Linked DNA regions of Homo sapiens: region 2 is linked to region 1. The links are chromatin contacts, found by Hi-C in ENCODE. All regions are on one chromosome and are shown on one strand. The core of a region is the stretch at or near the end of the contact, and the rest is flanking DNA. Distances in the headings are between cores, read along the strand shown. Region 1 has its middle 330 kb from the start of LINC00290. Region 2 has its middle 110 kb from the start of DCTD.

Region 1 (6,828 bases), core at 3,089-5,588:
GGAGAAAAAACAACACTTTTGAAAAACACAATTACCCTGCTAAGCTCGAATTCCAGCTTTGTCAATTAGTTGCTATGAGAGCTTGAGAAAGTGACAGTTTCTTGATCTCACATTTCCTCATCTCCAAAATAGGAACAGTATCATTTTTTACATAGTGGTCTAGAAATATTCTCTTAACTCAGTTGACTAGCCGACATGAATATTTAATACATGATACTATTAGCAGTGGCGGTCGTCATGACCAGTGCCATAGTTTGGATGCATGTGTTCCTCCAAAATTCATATGTTGGAACATAACCCCCAAGGTGACGGTGTTAAGTAAGGCCTTAGAGAGACGATTAGTAGGCATGAGGGCTCTTATATCTCCATGAGGGATTAATGTCCTTATAAAAGGGCTTGATGAAGCAATTTTGTCCCTTTTGCCCTTCCGTCCTTCCCCCATGTGAGGACACAGCATTCACCCCCTCCACCAAGTGAGGACTCAGTAGGAGGGGCCACCTGTGAAGCAGAGAGCAAGGCTTCACCACACACCAAATCTGCTGGTACCTTGGTCTTCAACTTCCCAGCCTCCAGAATCGTGAGAAATACATTTCTGTTCTTTATACATTACCCAGTCTAAGGTAGTTTGTTACAGCAGCACAAATAAACTAAGACAATGAACATTCTTATTTTATCCTAGAACTTAAATTCCCAACTGGATTTCCTAAGTTCCACCCCTTTTAGGATCTTCTCACCATCATCACTTTTGAGAACCACATCATGAGTGGTAAGATTAAATCCATTAGCACAAGTCTAAAAACTTCTTTTGATAGGAGATTCATGGTTCTGTAGTTCATACATTTGACAGGACAGAGTTTTATCCATCAGTATGAGAGGAGCTGTTTCAAATGTTTATTAGAAATTAACCCTCTGAGGTGCTGCTTTCTTTAAAAATGGGCTCTAAGTATGACACCCCAATTTAAAACGGTGCCCTTCAAACTGGTGTTTGAAGGTAGAACAAACAAATTTAAGGTCACCATATCTGCAAGCAAATGTTTTAGATTCCCTTCAGGCTTCCCCATTCCTGATAAAATCCCATCTCAATAATTATTCTATAGCTGCTTCTAGCATCTTTGAATTAATCTTAATTTCCATTATATACTTTATATATAAAACATACACATATACACATTATATATAAAACTTTCTTAATTAGTGTGATAAAAATGAACATGGAATAACAGGTACATACATATAAAACATTTTATACTATCTGTAATGAATCATTAATCATATTGATGTTGCATAACAAATTTTATTTAATCTTTCTGCTTGAAGTGTAACTTTCTTCTCAAGGACAAGACTCTCAGATCCTTTTTCCTTCATGCTGTGCTGCAAAAAGCACAGACACTGTGTTCATACAGTTCTTTTCTTGAAGTTTGGCTCCCTCATTTACTGGCTGTCTGATGTTAGCAAGTTGCAGAAAGTCTATGAAGCTCAGCTTTATACTTGAAGTGTTGTGTGAGGATCAAAGGAGAAAGTGTGTTTGAGACACCAAGCATATTCCATGTACTTAATTCATGGTGGTTATTACTATATTCTGGCTTAATCTCCAAGTTCATTATCCACGTCAATAGTCACCTTGACATTAGGAAAAGTGTGTCCACTGACAAGGAATCATAAGATGAACAAAATGTGCCTCTTGATGGTGTAGCCATTGATGATGTGGGTCAGAATTCCAAAGATGACTCCCTAATATTCCTATCTTCTGGTAACTCAAACAGTCATCTACGCACTGCAGAGGTTCTGTTGTTGTAATTAAAGTCCCAAATCAGGTTGCCTTAAAATACCATGATTAACTGGCATGTGCCTCACTTAAGCACACACATCCTTTAAAAGGTGATGACAGCGGCATGATGGGAAGTCAGGAAGATTCAAAGCATAGGAAGGATTTGACGTGGCATTGCTGGCTTTGAAAATGGAAGGCCCACAAGCCTGGGAATATAGGTGGCCTCCAGAAGCTGACAACAGCTCCTGGTCAATAGCCAGCAAAGAAACAGGGACCTCAATCCTACAGCTGCACATGACTGAATTCTGCCGGCAACTGAATTGACTGACTCTTCTCCAGATTCCCAGGTAAGAACTCAGGCTAGCCCAACCCCTGAGTGTGGCTATGTGAGACCCTAAAGCAGAGGGTCCAGGACTTCTGGACTTCTCATCTGTAGAATTGTGAGCTAATAAATGGGTGCAGTTCTAAGCTGCTAAATATGGTAATATGTTACGCAGCAGTAGAAAACTAAGACAGCCATATTCTTTTCAGTTCTCATGCTTTCCATGGCATAATCTCTGCTTTATTTAAGTACTCAGTAAAGGTTTGCCCATGGCATGTTGAACTACTTCGAAGACACCTGTACTTATCTTTTAACAAAAGATTCCTTTTCATTATTTCTCATGGATCCTACTGATGAAAATAAAGATAAGCATATATTCAAGGAAATGCATTTCTACATCATTATCTGAGGACAATATTGGTGATGTCCCCTGGGTATTCAGGTTTTAAATGAGCCAGTTCAACAGTATCTTGATACATTTCCTGATGTGTCTCACACTCTTTTTCTTATATGCAAATTTTTCTATCTAGATTATATGCAAGTAAAGTTTAAATTCTATATTATTTCTGTGACGGAAAGTTATTGATCTTATAGCTATCATGTTGCTATCAGACAAATGTCCAATTCTAATTTATCTGTTAAGTTTATTTTAATTTTGCACTGTAAGCATCTGTGTCACACTAAAATTGTTTAAAGAAGTGTTTATGCAGGCTGTTTAAGAGGCAATGTGGAAAGAATAGTGACCAAGACAGAAAATTCTCTTGTATTTGAAGCTCTGTCCCAGAACTTGTAGCTGCTTGGCACTGGGCAAGTTACCGCTTCTCTCCGTTTCCCAGTAACTTCATCCAATACTTCAAAGGCTGTTGTGGGAATAATTGAGTTAATATATGCAAAGTACTTAAACAGCGCCTAAAACCATTAGAATGACACAAGTACCTGATGTTATTATGTAATTTCGCAAGTCTACATTTGAAATTTAAATACTGTCTTTATGTAGGATCTAATTACTTACAAGCGTCCCTTTGGCTGTGTCCTGTGAAATTTCATTTTTAAAACCTCTGATGGTAACAAAATTGCTTTGAATAATCTCTCTTAAATATTCTGGTATCTGTAAGGATCCACATTTCCAAAGACATTTTTAATTCAAAATGCTTCCTACCTTCAGAAGAATACCAGATTTTCTAGAAATTTTAAAAGTAAGATTCTGAATTCAAGGTCTGTATCTGCAACATGCCAATGGGAAGCTAGAGAGTAGTTAGTGTTCCCTGCAGAGTGACAGCACTTCCAATATTCACTCATGAGTCTCTTCTAAATTACCACTGAAACGTGCAGCTGAGGATCACATGCATGTCTGACCACTGAGCTGGAATATATAAGATGATATTTGAATTTGCTTTTCTGGGATTGAAAGGATAATACACCAGCGCCACCTAGTTGTCCAGATACAATGTGCTACTTATTTATTCTTGAAAGGAATTATGCTCTTACAAGTAGAAATGTAAAATTTTAATTTTTTTTACCATTGACATAGGCCCTGTATTTATTTTAACAAATTCTCATTTCTGCAAGTGATACAAGTGATAAATTCAAGGTTCCATTTAAGGTAAATATTCCTCATGTTTATTTTATTTATACAAGAGGATTGGCAAACCTCAGATACTAATCTTCATTAATTTGCTTTAATTTTGCTGTAAAAATATCTGAATTACTTAACACACCTGCCACATCAGCATATATCAGTTGTATATTACTGTGTGTCCCAGTATCTTAAGCGTCACATAGCAGAGCATATTCTTTCTATTAAAATTAAGATTGTATATGGGATATTCTGGAGGTGAAATACATTTTTTCACACACTGCATAAGAATTAAATGTTAATTCTGTAATAAGGTACACACGCAGTTAATGGTCTCTATTTTTTACTCAGCCTGAGCAATGTGCGGAGGTGGCTGAAGCCCCTTCAGTAAAATAATCGCGATGTGTATTTGACATAGCTGGTTCTGGAAGGCAGGAAGTTCTGCCAGGTCTCGGCTGGAATCAAACACCTAAGGACACAGACCTGAGATTGCTCTGCAGCCAGACGGAGCTGGAGTCAGGAACTCAGAGGGAAGAGAGATGCTTCAGGCAGTGAGGCCCAAGGCAACAAATGACTCCAATGTTTAGACAAGTTCTGGGAAGAAAAGAAACTGTACGTGCAAGCTACGCATCTGTCAGTAAGCCCTCATCTATGTGTTACTGCATGTTCAGACAATTTCAGGATACAGAACCTGAAAATCATATAACTGCTGAGTCATCGTCCTGTCTACTCACCATGACAGAGTCCTCCCAAATGGAAACTGGTTGCCAGCCCCCCACTCTTCCTTTTTCTAATAAAGCAGCTGATACATTATTGTCCCCACTGGGCTCAGTCACTAGCTAAACATGCTGCTGTGGGAATAGTTTTGGGGATAAGATACACAAAACATACAACAGGATGGGGCAAAGAATTAGAGAAACATCAACTTGGAAAGAAGGATGTGACAATTCCCTCTTCTCTTGGGAAAGTGAAAGTGAAAGCTTTTCCACATAGCAGAGAGAGAGAGTGGTTCACACTGTGTCCTGCATCCCTGTGACCTTTTATCTCACCATTGCTTGTTATATCACCCAGATTGTCACCTCACGGGGAGATCCTTGGGACCTGCAGCCTCATCCCTTCTGCTTCCTTCTGACCTAGGAGTCACCTCACGTGTTGGACTGTGGCTGAACTTCAGTGCCCAGTCCTCAGCAGCGGCAGATCTCAGCTCCTGCAACATTTGTTCCAAGATACAAGACACTGTGTGCAGATAATTACGTAGCTTTTGAAATTCTAGCAAAAGCTAAATTCTTCAGTAAGGGAAAAATAGTTACAGAGTGCTTATAGGCAGGTGTAGGAATTTTATGTACAAATACAAAATATACTTTTTCTAAATATTTCCAAGTCCTTTTGGCCCTGGCTTAAAAAAAATGATTTAACATTTCTTATTAAATATGCAATTTGGTTCAAACTAAGAATATGTGTAGCCTTGAACAAGACATGCAGCATCTTTAGGCCTCTGTGAAAATGGCGAAGTTGGGTGACAAGACCACTCAGCATCCCACATGTCTATTGCATGTCAGTTTTCTACTAACTATGGACTATGCTCACAAGAAAAGTGGTGGAGAAAGAGAAAGTACACCCAAGATGCTTCTTTTCAGCTCTTCTTTCCTTCCTTTTTATAAAGCATATTATTATTATTATTGTTATTTAGAGACAGGGTCTCACTCTTTCACCCAGGCTGGAGTGTAGTGGCATAATCATGGTTCACTGCATCCTCCAACTCCTGAGCTCAAGCAATTCTCAGGTCTCAGCCCCTCAAGTAGCTGGGACTACAGGTGCACACCACCATGCCTTGCTTCTTCTTCTTCTTCTTATTTTTTTTTATAGAGAGGGATTTTCACTTTGTTGCCCAGGCTGGTATTGAACTCCTTGCTTCAAGTTATACTTCCGCCTTGATTCCCAAAGTGCTGGGATTATAGGCATGGGCCAACTGCACCCACCAAATGTTATTTTTAGTCCAAGGTAGTACGATTTCTCTCCTTCCTTCCATCTTTTCCTCCTTATTTTGTCTTGAACCCATCTACTTAATAAAAATAAAGACACGTTTCTAGGCCTTACAAAGCCTCCCTTCTTTACCAGAAAATTTAAATACTTAGAAAAAGTAAAAACCACAAAGACCACTTTAAATCAAAGATAACATTTGCAAATCACTGTCCTAATGAAATAGTGCATTAAAGTTATGAAAGTCATTTAAAAATAGAAGACATTTTAAACTTTTAAGATTTAAGATTACGCCTGTAACCCCAGCACTTTGGGAGGCCGAGGCGGGCAGATCATGAGGTCAAGTGATCCAGACCACTCTGGCCAACATGGTGAAACCCCGTCTCTACTAAAAATACAAAAATTAGCCAGGCGTGGTGGCAGGCGCCTGTACTCCCAGCTACTTGGGAGGCTGAGGCAGGAGAATTGCTTGAACCCCAAAGGCGGAGTTTGCAGTGAGCCAAGATCATGCCATTGCACTCCAGCCTGGTGACAGAGTGAGACTCCATCTCAAAACAAAAAAAAAAAAAAAAAAAAAAGAAAAAGAAATCTGAGCCTTTGTTCTAAAACAAAAACTACAAAAGCCTAAAAAGATAGATAGCAACCTTATGTCTTCAAGGTACTAAAATGTCTCTACTTTTTAAAACATTATATTTACAAATTTTATATAAATTCATAGTACATTTTGAATCCAACTTGTCAATTCACTCAGATGTTTCCACAGCTATAGGCCTTGGAGCCTATCCCACTGATTAAAGATAGGGACTAGCACATGATTAAACCAAAATAACTTCATTTACTTTTACTGTTTCCCTTGAAAGGATGCCTTCATACTCCTTATAATCAGAGGTTAAAAATAGAGAACATATTGAAACATAGAGACCTTGCTATCACAACTACAATCAAAGCCAGCAAGTTAATATAAACTAGCCACTTGAGTATATAACTGCAACATATACAGAGTTAAATACTCATTGGGATCAATATAAATGTGAGGAAATTCAGTCAATAATATTGAAATCATACGGTCACTATTTTCCCCTAGTGTAGTGATTTCAGTACTTGGGAATACACCATGCTATGGTCTGAATGCATACGGCCGTCCAAAATTCTTACGTTGGAACCTAATACTCAAGATGATAG
Region 2 (7,211 bases), core at 2,634-5,133, 2.0 Mb before region 1:
TTTTAAGTTTTCTGAGGCCTCTGAAGCCATGTGGAACTGTGAGTCAATTAAGCCTCTTTCCTTTATAAATTATCCAGTCTTGGGTATTTCCTTACAGCAATATGAGAACGAACTAATACAGTGTGTGTGTGGTGAGTGTGTATGTGTTGTGTGTGTATGTGGTGAGGGTGTGTGGTGGGTGTGGTGATAGGGAGTGTGCATGGTGAGTGTATTTGTGTGTGGTGATGGTGTGTGCGTGTGTCGTATGTATGTGGTGAGGGTGTGTGTGTGTGGTATGTATGTGGTGAGGGTGTGTCTGTGTAGTGATGGTATGTGTGTGTGCTGTGTGTTGGTGTGTGTGGTGAGGGTGTGTATGTGTGTTGTGATAGCATATGTGTGTGGTGTATGTGTGTTTGTATGGTGTGTGTGTGTGTTTGTATGGTGTGTGTGTGGTGATGGTATGTGTTGGTAAGTGTGTGGTGAGATGGTGTGTGATTGTGTGGTGTGCATGTGTGTTGTGCATATTTGTGTGGGGTCTGTGTGTGTGTGGTGTATGTGTGTGGTGAGGAGGTGTGTGTAGTGATGTGTGTGTGTGTTGTGAGGGCGTGTGTGTTGTGTGGTGAGAGTGTGTGTGTGTATGTGATGGTGTGTGTGGTGTGTATCTGATATGTGTGTATGTGGTGTGTGTGTATGTGGTGTGTGTGGTGGTGTGTGTGTGTGTGGTGTGAGTGTGTATGGTGAGGGTGTAAAGTAAGCAGTGCTCCCCCTGGAGGGCCCTCTCGGGGATGCTCCTGCCCTGCCTGCATTCCACCTGTCCCTGCCCAGGATCCCTGGGAAGGTGTGGGGGTGGTGACAGACTCAGGGTTGGGTCATGGCCCTGGCTCTCACAAGTGACTGTGGGCAGAAGTAGAAAGGATCCTTGTCTTTTTGTGGGGCTGGGGGACTATGAAATGGCAGGGCAAAACCACCAATATGGGGTGGTTTTTACTGTGAGGCAGAACCCTTTCACTTGCCTTGGCACTGGACTTGGCCTGTTTTCAGGGGGCCACCATTTTGGGCACCCTCACTGCCAGGGTCTTGAACTTGATGACCAGCGAGGCCTGATGCCGCCAGGGACCAGGCAGGGCCCAGGAGGGAGAACTGGTGAGGCGTGCCCTTGGGGTTCAGTCCAGTTCTAGCCTTTAAGGCTGCCAGAAAAAGGGGGACAACATTGGGCACCATCAGGCATGGACCCAGGGACCCTGTGCTGTCTCCTCTGCCCACTTCCTTCCTCCTCGAGTTTCCTTTTCTGGAGCAGGGCAAAGCATGGGATGCTGGCAGGGCTGTGTTTGCAGGTTGCCATGCTCCGTGTCATTTCCTGTGCGGTTACAAATACTCACGCCCGAGAGTCAGGCTGCATCATCTTCAAACGGCGAGCAGTGAGCTCTGGGGTGGGGACAGGGCAGCTACTAGGCTCTGTCCTGCAGGAAGTGTGAGGAGGTGCCAGGGAGCCCTGCTCGCCACTTCCCTCCCTGGTGGGTGGGGGCTGCAGGGAGAGCAACCCCCTTCCCGTCCTGGGGCCTCTTCATGTGGCTGAGCTTTGTGGCTGGGGTTCCCGCAGCTCGGGGACTTTCCCAGGAGATGGTGAAAGACGTCTGGGTGGTAGCCTTGATATCACCATGGGCTCTTTCTTCTAGCTTTTTCTGTCCACACACATACACATGCACACACACATGCACAAACACACATGCACACACACGCACATGCACACATGCACACATGCCTGCACACACGCACATGCACACACATGCGTGCACATGCACACACCCACAGCACGTGCACACATATGCAAACACACACATACACATACGTGCACACTCACATGCATACACTCACACATGCACACACACGTTATGTACACACATCCACACACGCACACCCCCACATGCACACGTGCACACATACGCAAACACACATACACATACGTGCACACTCACATGCATACACTCACACATGTGCGCGCACATTACGTACTCACATCCACACGCACACACCCACCCACATGTGCGTGCACACACACATACACAAAGGCACACATACACGTGTGCACACTCACATGCATATACTCACACACGTGCACACACCCCACACATATGCACACGCACACACACACAGAAATGCACACATACACGCACTTGCAGGCACACACGCACATGCACACACACATGCACACATGCGTACACAGATGCGTGTGTGTGTGCACACACATGCAGCGTCTTGGCACGGGAAGTGGGGAGGGGCGGCTGGGGACCAAGGTCTGGGTTCACTGTAAAGATGGGGAAACCAAGGCGCAGAGGCCAGTGGTCATCTCCGTCTCGGCAGAGCCAGCCTGAGGGGGTCTCCCACGCTGGGCTCCTCCCGGCTTCGCTGCTTCTCCAGGGAGTTGCTAAGTGTGATTAACTGGAGCACTAATTGGCAGAGGCCGCAGAAAGAGCCTGAGTGGTGGCGAGGCGAGTCCTGTTGCCCTTTGATTTACAAGAGCCCGGGAGCCTGCCGTCCGCCGTGTAACAGGCGCGAGAGGAACCGGCAGGCAGCCGCCTCGGAAAAGGCCAGAGCCTGGCTCCGGCGCCTCTCGCAGGCAGCGCCATGGGGTGGCGGAGTGGGAGCCAGGGCGAGGGACTCAGGTCGGGAGCAGATGCATGGGGCCTCCCGATCTGGGACTGCCAGCCTGTGCTTACGACCCAAGAACTTGTGTTTAGGACCGGGTTCCCGAGCAGCCCCAGAGCCAGACAGAGTTGTCACAGCAGGCGAGGCGCTCGCTGCTGCCGGTGGAGAGCCCCTGCCTCTGGCTTCGGCAGAGGCCCAGGGCGGGAAGCAACCTGGCTGAAGGCCACAGGCGGTGGGGGCAGCATCCGCAAACCCGGGGCTCCAGACCTGGTGCAATATTTCTCCTAGTGCCACAGCCCACAGCCTCCTTGGTGATATATGTGTGTGTGTGTGTGTGTGTGTGTGTGTGTCTGTGTGTGTGTGTGTGTGTGACAGAGAGAGAGAGAGAGACAGATATCTCACTCCGGGCCTCCTGGTCATCCCGGCTCCCAGTGGGCAGGGGAGCGCTTTGCCCTCCTGGTGAGTGGGGAGGAACGAACTGGGCATGGGCACGCTGGGCTCCAGCTCAGGGAGCAGGGCCTCTCCCGTCATCCTGCCACTGCTGCCAGCGCCTGGCTGATCTATCTTGGTGTCCCGTTAGTGGCCCTTTGGGATTTCCCATGCAGCTGTGCCTGCTGCTTCCCAACCCGGCCTTTATCTAGGTGATATTTTGGCTTTCCTGAGCCATCTCCGGCCTTACTCATTTCAGCGAGAACCCGGGTAGGAAAAAGGGCCTATATATTGGCCTCCCAAAATGCCAGCGGGCTCACTCACGGCCGGTTTCTGAAGGCAGGACACCAGCAAACAGGCTGCTATATGAGATTAGCATCCATTGGCTTCTCTGGGCGACAACCCAGGGGCAAAAGGTTGAATCCCTCCCCACTTCTGCGCCGCGGTGGCTTTCGTGGCTGCCGCAGGCTTGGGTAGAGGAGGGAGACTGGATGTCACCGCTGCAGGGAGGCCAGGCCGAGGCGGCTGGGGAGCTGCGGGGAAGCGGGAGGGGGGGCGGCTTTCGCTCTTCCAGGCTGTCACTCCAGCACGTTCCGTGAGAGCCCAGCTCCCTCAGAAATAAAAATGCCACTCTGAATTTAAGTGATCCGTTCTTCCGGGACATTCTTTCCAGCGACAGGACTGTTAACATGAAAAGTAAAAGGGAAACAATATGATAGTTCAGAAATCACTGTTTTCAGGCGCTGCGGAACTCAGCCCGCGGACGATTCCCGGGAGGAAGGGCCTTATTTCGATCTGTGAGTGAGAGCAACGCGGCATGACAGTGTCTGCTCGACGTGCAGGGAAATCTTACCCGAGCCACTTTGGCAGGGCCCAGGCCTCGGTGCGGCGGTGCTGAAGCAGAAGTCTCCGCTTTAAGTGTGAAACTCGGAGGGCAGAGCAGAGGTGGGGAAGAGAGGGTCAGAGAGCCGGCCCCGCCGCGGTTGGGGTGGAGAGTGGCGAGCGGCGAGCGGCGGCGCCTTCTCTTCGGTTTCACCTCGGTTTCTGGCCCGGGAACTGCCCTTTTGGCGTGCAGGACTTTCCCTACCACAGCCGCGCGTCACTAGGGGGCGCCGGAGCCCTTCCTGAAATCGCCGCCATCCCCTGCAGGGCCCGCCCGGGGATGCAGGAGGGGGCGTCCCAGGACCCCTGCCCACGGGGCCGCCGGATGTTGGGACGGCTTTTCCATGTCCGCAGAAGCCGAGTCCCAGGAACCCCAGGGGAAGGCCAGAGGGAAGCCCCAGATGAGGGAGGACTCAGGGAAGGGTGTCGTCTTCCTCTCGCTACCTCCCGTTCTCTGCCTTGGGTCACCTCTGTGTTCTGCAGTGACCTGTCACCTGTCAATGCTCCAGACTGAAGTTAAACGCCAGGCTTGATTTTTTTTTTTTTTTTTTTTTTTTGAGCTTGGAAATCATGTCATAGCTGAATAAAGATATTTTACAATCTGCTTGTTCGTTACCTTTTGTCAATAAATTAAGAAACTGGGGATGACAGACTGGCTCTAGGTCCTTTTGAGATCCTGAGTCATCAACGTCGCCCTGGCCCACCGAGGGAGCCCTATGGCATTCCTTCCAAGCCTTAAAGGACAGAGAGGGTTAGATTCAACCTGACCCATTGCAACGAGAGAGAGCGAGAGAGAGAGAGAGAGAGAGCGAGCATCGTGGATGCAAAGATAGTTCTGGGGACGATTTTTGCAGAATTTTCTCTGGAACAGGCAGACTAGACTTTCCCTAGTGTTCGTGTGGGAGGAAGGTGTGGGATGGGGCAGTCTCCAGCCTACGGTCATTAACCACGGTGCAGAAGAACTCCAGGTTGAAGAGAGCCTGGTGAGCCTCCTCACCGACCTCCACTGAGCGCCCCATTTTCAGCCTTTCAGTCACGCCCGAGAATTTGTCATTTTAAGTCCTTGGGCATTTATGCTCCCCGCACTCTCCCCTGATAGAGTTCACTTGTGAACATTTTTAAAAATTCATTTTGACCCAGCGGACCGCTTGTAAATCCTGACAGTTGTGTGCAGCGAGCTATGCCATAGAGAAATGGCCGCTGTGGCTGGAATTCAGGAAATCTCTGCACACAGGTGGAAGAACGAGATTTCCCTGCATAATACAGGATGAATGCCTGTGGCCAGGGCTAAGCGTAGCTCACAATTCACCCTGTAAGCAGGGGGACTGTTACCAAGCCAGTCTCTTGCCCTAAAAGTGACAATTTATGCTTCTAATTTTAATTTTCCTGAGCTTAGATCCCAGAAGGATTTATTAAATTTGCTTTGAGGAACCCATTAACTCTAAACTGAATAATGATGTTACTCTAGGCTTAGAATCGGTTGATAGTAAATTCTCTATCCACGGGACTCTAGGAATCCCGTATTCCTCCACGACAGGATTCTAAGTCGGTTCATAAATGAAAAGGTTTACTCAATTTACCTAAAAGTTATTAGTAATTAACTAACATCAAGAGACCATTGCTTGCAGGGGTGGTGAACAGCAAATGAGAAGTCTGGCAAACAGAGGACATTCATTATGTGGCTTAAATGAGAAGGTAGAAAATTCAAATGGCTTATCAGTACCTGTTTGGTACTCTGGCTTAACTCTGTGGTTAAAATGGGTGATAATGAGTTATAACTCATTTTTATTTTATTTTTTCATGGGTCTAGTAGGATGTTCAAAGCCAGATGAATAACTTATGGAAAATCTAGGTAAACAGCCCAATGGTCTTTCTTTTGGAAATGATGGAGAGTCAAACTTGGCTTACCTACACAGAAGGGCGTGAGGAGCTAGAAATACTGGCAGGCAGAGGGGGCACTCAAGGCATCTGTTTTGTTTAGTGTCGGCGGATCGTTATAGAATGAAAAATGCTAGTCCTGGCTGTAAATGATGGCAGCTTTGGAAAGATCAAGTGCCCATGGGAAGGGGGGCGGTAAGGAGTATTTGCGGTATCTTCCCGGGGAGCGTTATGAGGAGGCTGTGATGTAGTGGAGGGTACTAGCAAAGGGAATCTCTGCTCACCTTAACTTAAGCCACTTCTGTGAACTTGGACAACTCATTTCTGTAATTCCATTCCACCTCCAGCTTCTGGAATGGGGATGCATTTTGTGGACTGGGATGCTGGAATCAGATCACTCCTTGAAGGAAAGTGGGAGGAAATTTGGGTATCTATGGAAGGGTGAGATCTTAATATGTTGCCCTTCGAGGCTTCCCAGGGGCAGACTCACCCCACTCTGCTGGAGATCAAATGATACCCACCCCGCCCCGGCCAGATGGGTGGTGGCAGTTCTTGGTCCAGGTGGACCTTGTCCTCCTCTGTACAACAGCAAGCGAGCGGCTGTGAGCACTGCCCGGGTGGTTTTACCCAGACAGAACATGATGTGGATCAGTGCCTTCTGGCTTCCTCTCTTGAATCCCTCCTTTCCAAAAGCACCTCGGACAGCTGATTTGCTGTCAGCAGGCGAGAGAAACAACTGCATTCAGGAGTAGCCCAGGGCAAAAGGAGAAAGAAAAGATGGTGAACGGAGTGAAGAGTGGGCACGGATAGGGAAAGCATCAACGGCATTCTTTCATTAAAAAACTTTTTTTTTTTTTTTTTTTAAGAGACTGGGTCTTGTGTCGCTCAGGCCGGAGAGCAGTGCTGCGATCATAGCTCGTTGTAACCTCCAGCTCCTCTCCTCATCTTTTCAAGCGCTTGAGGACTGGTCCTGATTTTGAAGTACTTACAGTCAGGTGCTGCCCTTCTGTTGCGGTCTGGCAGTTAGAACCCCATGCAACTGTTAGGATATGTGTGGTGAATGTAAAGACAAATTTCACGGGATGTGGCAGCAGCATATCCCATATTCAGATTATTTTTTCTAAGGTATAATTTTTACCGGCACCATTTTTATTTGCATTTGTTCAGACATTACTTTTAAGGAAAAGACTGTAGAGAAGGAAAGCAGTACTTCGCCTGTTTTTCTGGAATTCCGTTTTGATCATGTTAAAGTCTAATTCGAGGAGAAGAAAACAGACCAGTTTGCCAAGTGGAATGACCTGATTCTTGCTGGATCAACACGTTATGCAGTTGAGGTTGTCACTAGAAAGCAAGTGTGATGAAGTCTGCCTCTTCCGACTAAAATCAAAGCCCTGGCC

Evidence for each region. A loop is a pair of places that touch in the nucleus more often than their neighbours do. Pooled maps may share reads with other maps.
Region 2: a loop to region 1 is called in a map of HCT116, with 23 times the contacts of the local background. The contact joins two enhancer-like sites. A Hi-C loop is called at or near these places in 1 of 168 maps with a recorded cell type or tissue (HCT116), 2 of 37 single-sample maps with no recorded cell type and 9 of 50 pooled maps.

What each region holds. Positions count from the first base shown.
Region 1 is chr4:180,825,306-180,832,133 of GRCh38, reverse strand. No RefSeq gene overlaps it. Among named protein-coding and RNA genes, the nearest start is that of LINC00290, 330 kb to the left of the region's middle. RefSeq lists an enhancer at 3,786-4,985. Within about 2 kb of position 4,338, at least 3 of the 41 ENCODE cell types and tissues checked have a DNase peak (open chromatin) inside an H3K27ac peak, as active enhancers do.
Region 2 is chr4:182,803,482-182,810,692 of GRCh38, reverse strand. No RefSeq gene overlaps it. Among named protein-coding and RNA genes, the nearest start is that of DCTD, 110 kb to the left of the region's middle. RefSeq lists silencers at 728-847, 4,140-4,189, 4,210-4,299 and enhancers at 1,492-1,993, 2,122-3,060, 6,713-6,882. Within about 2 kb of position 3,883, at least 5 of the 41 ENCODE cell types and tissues checked have a DNase peak (open chromatin) inside an H3K27ac peak, as active enhancers do.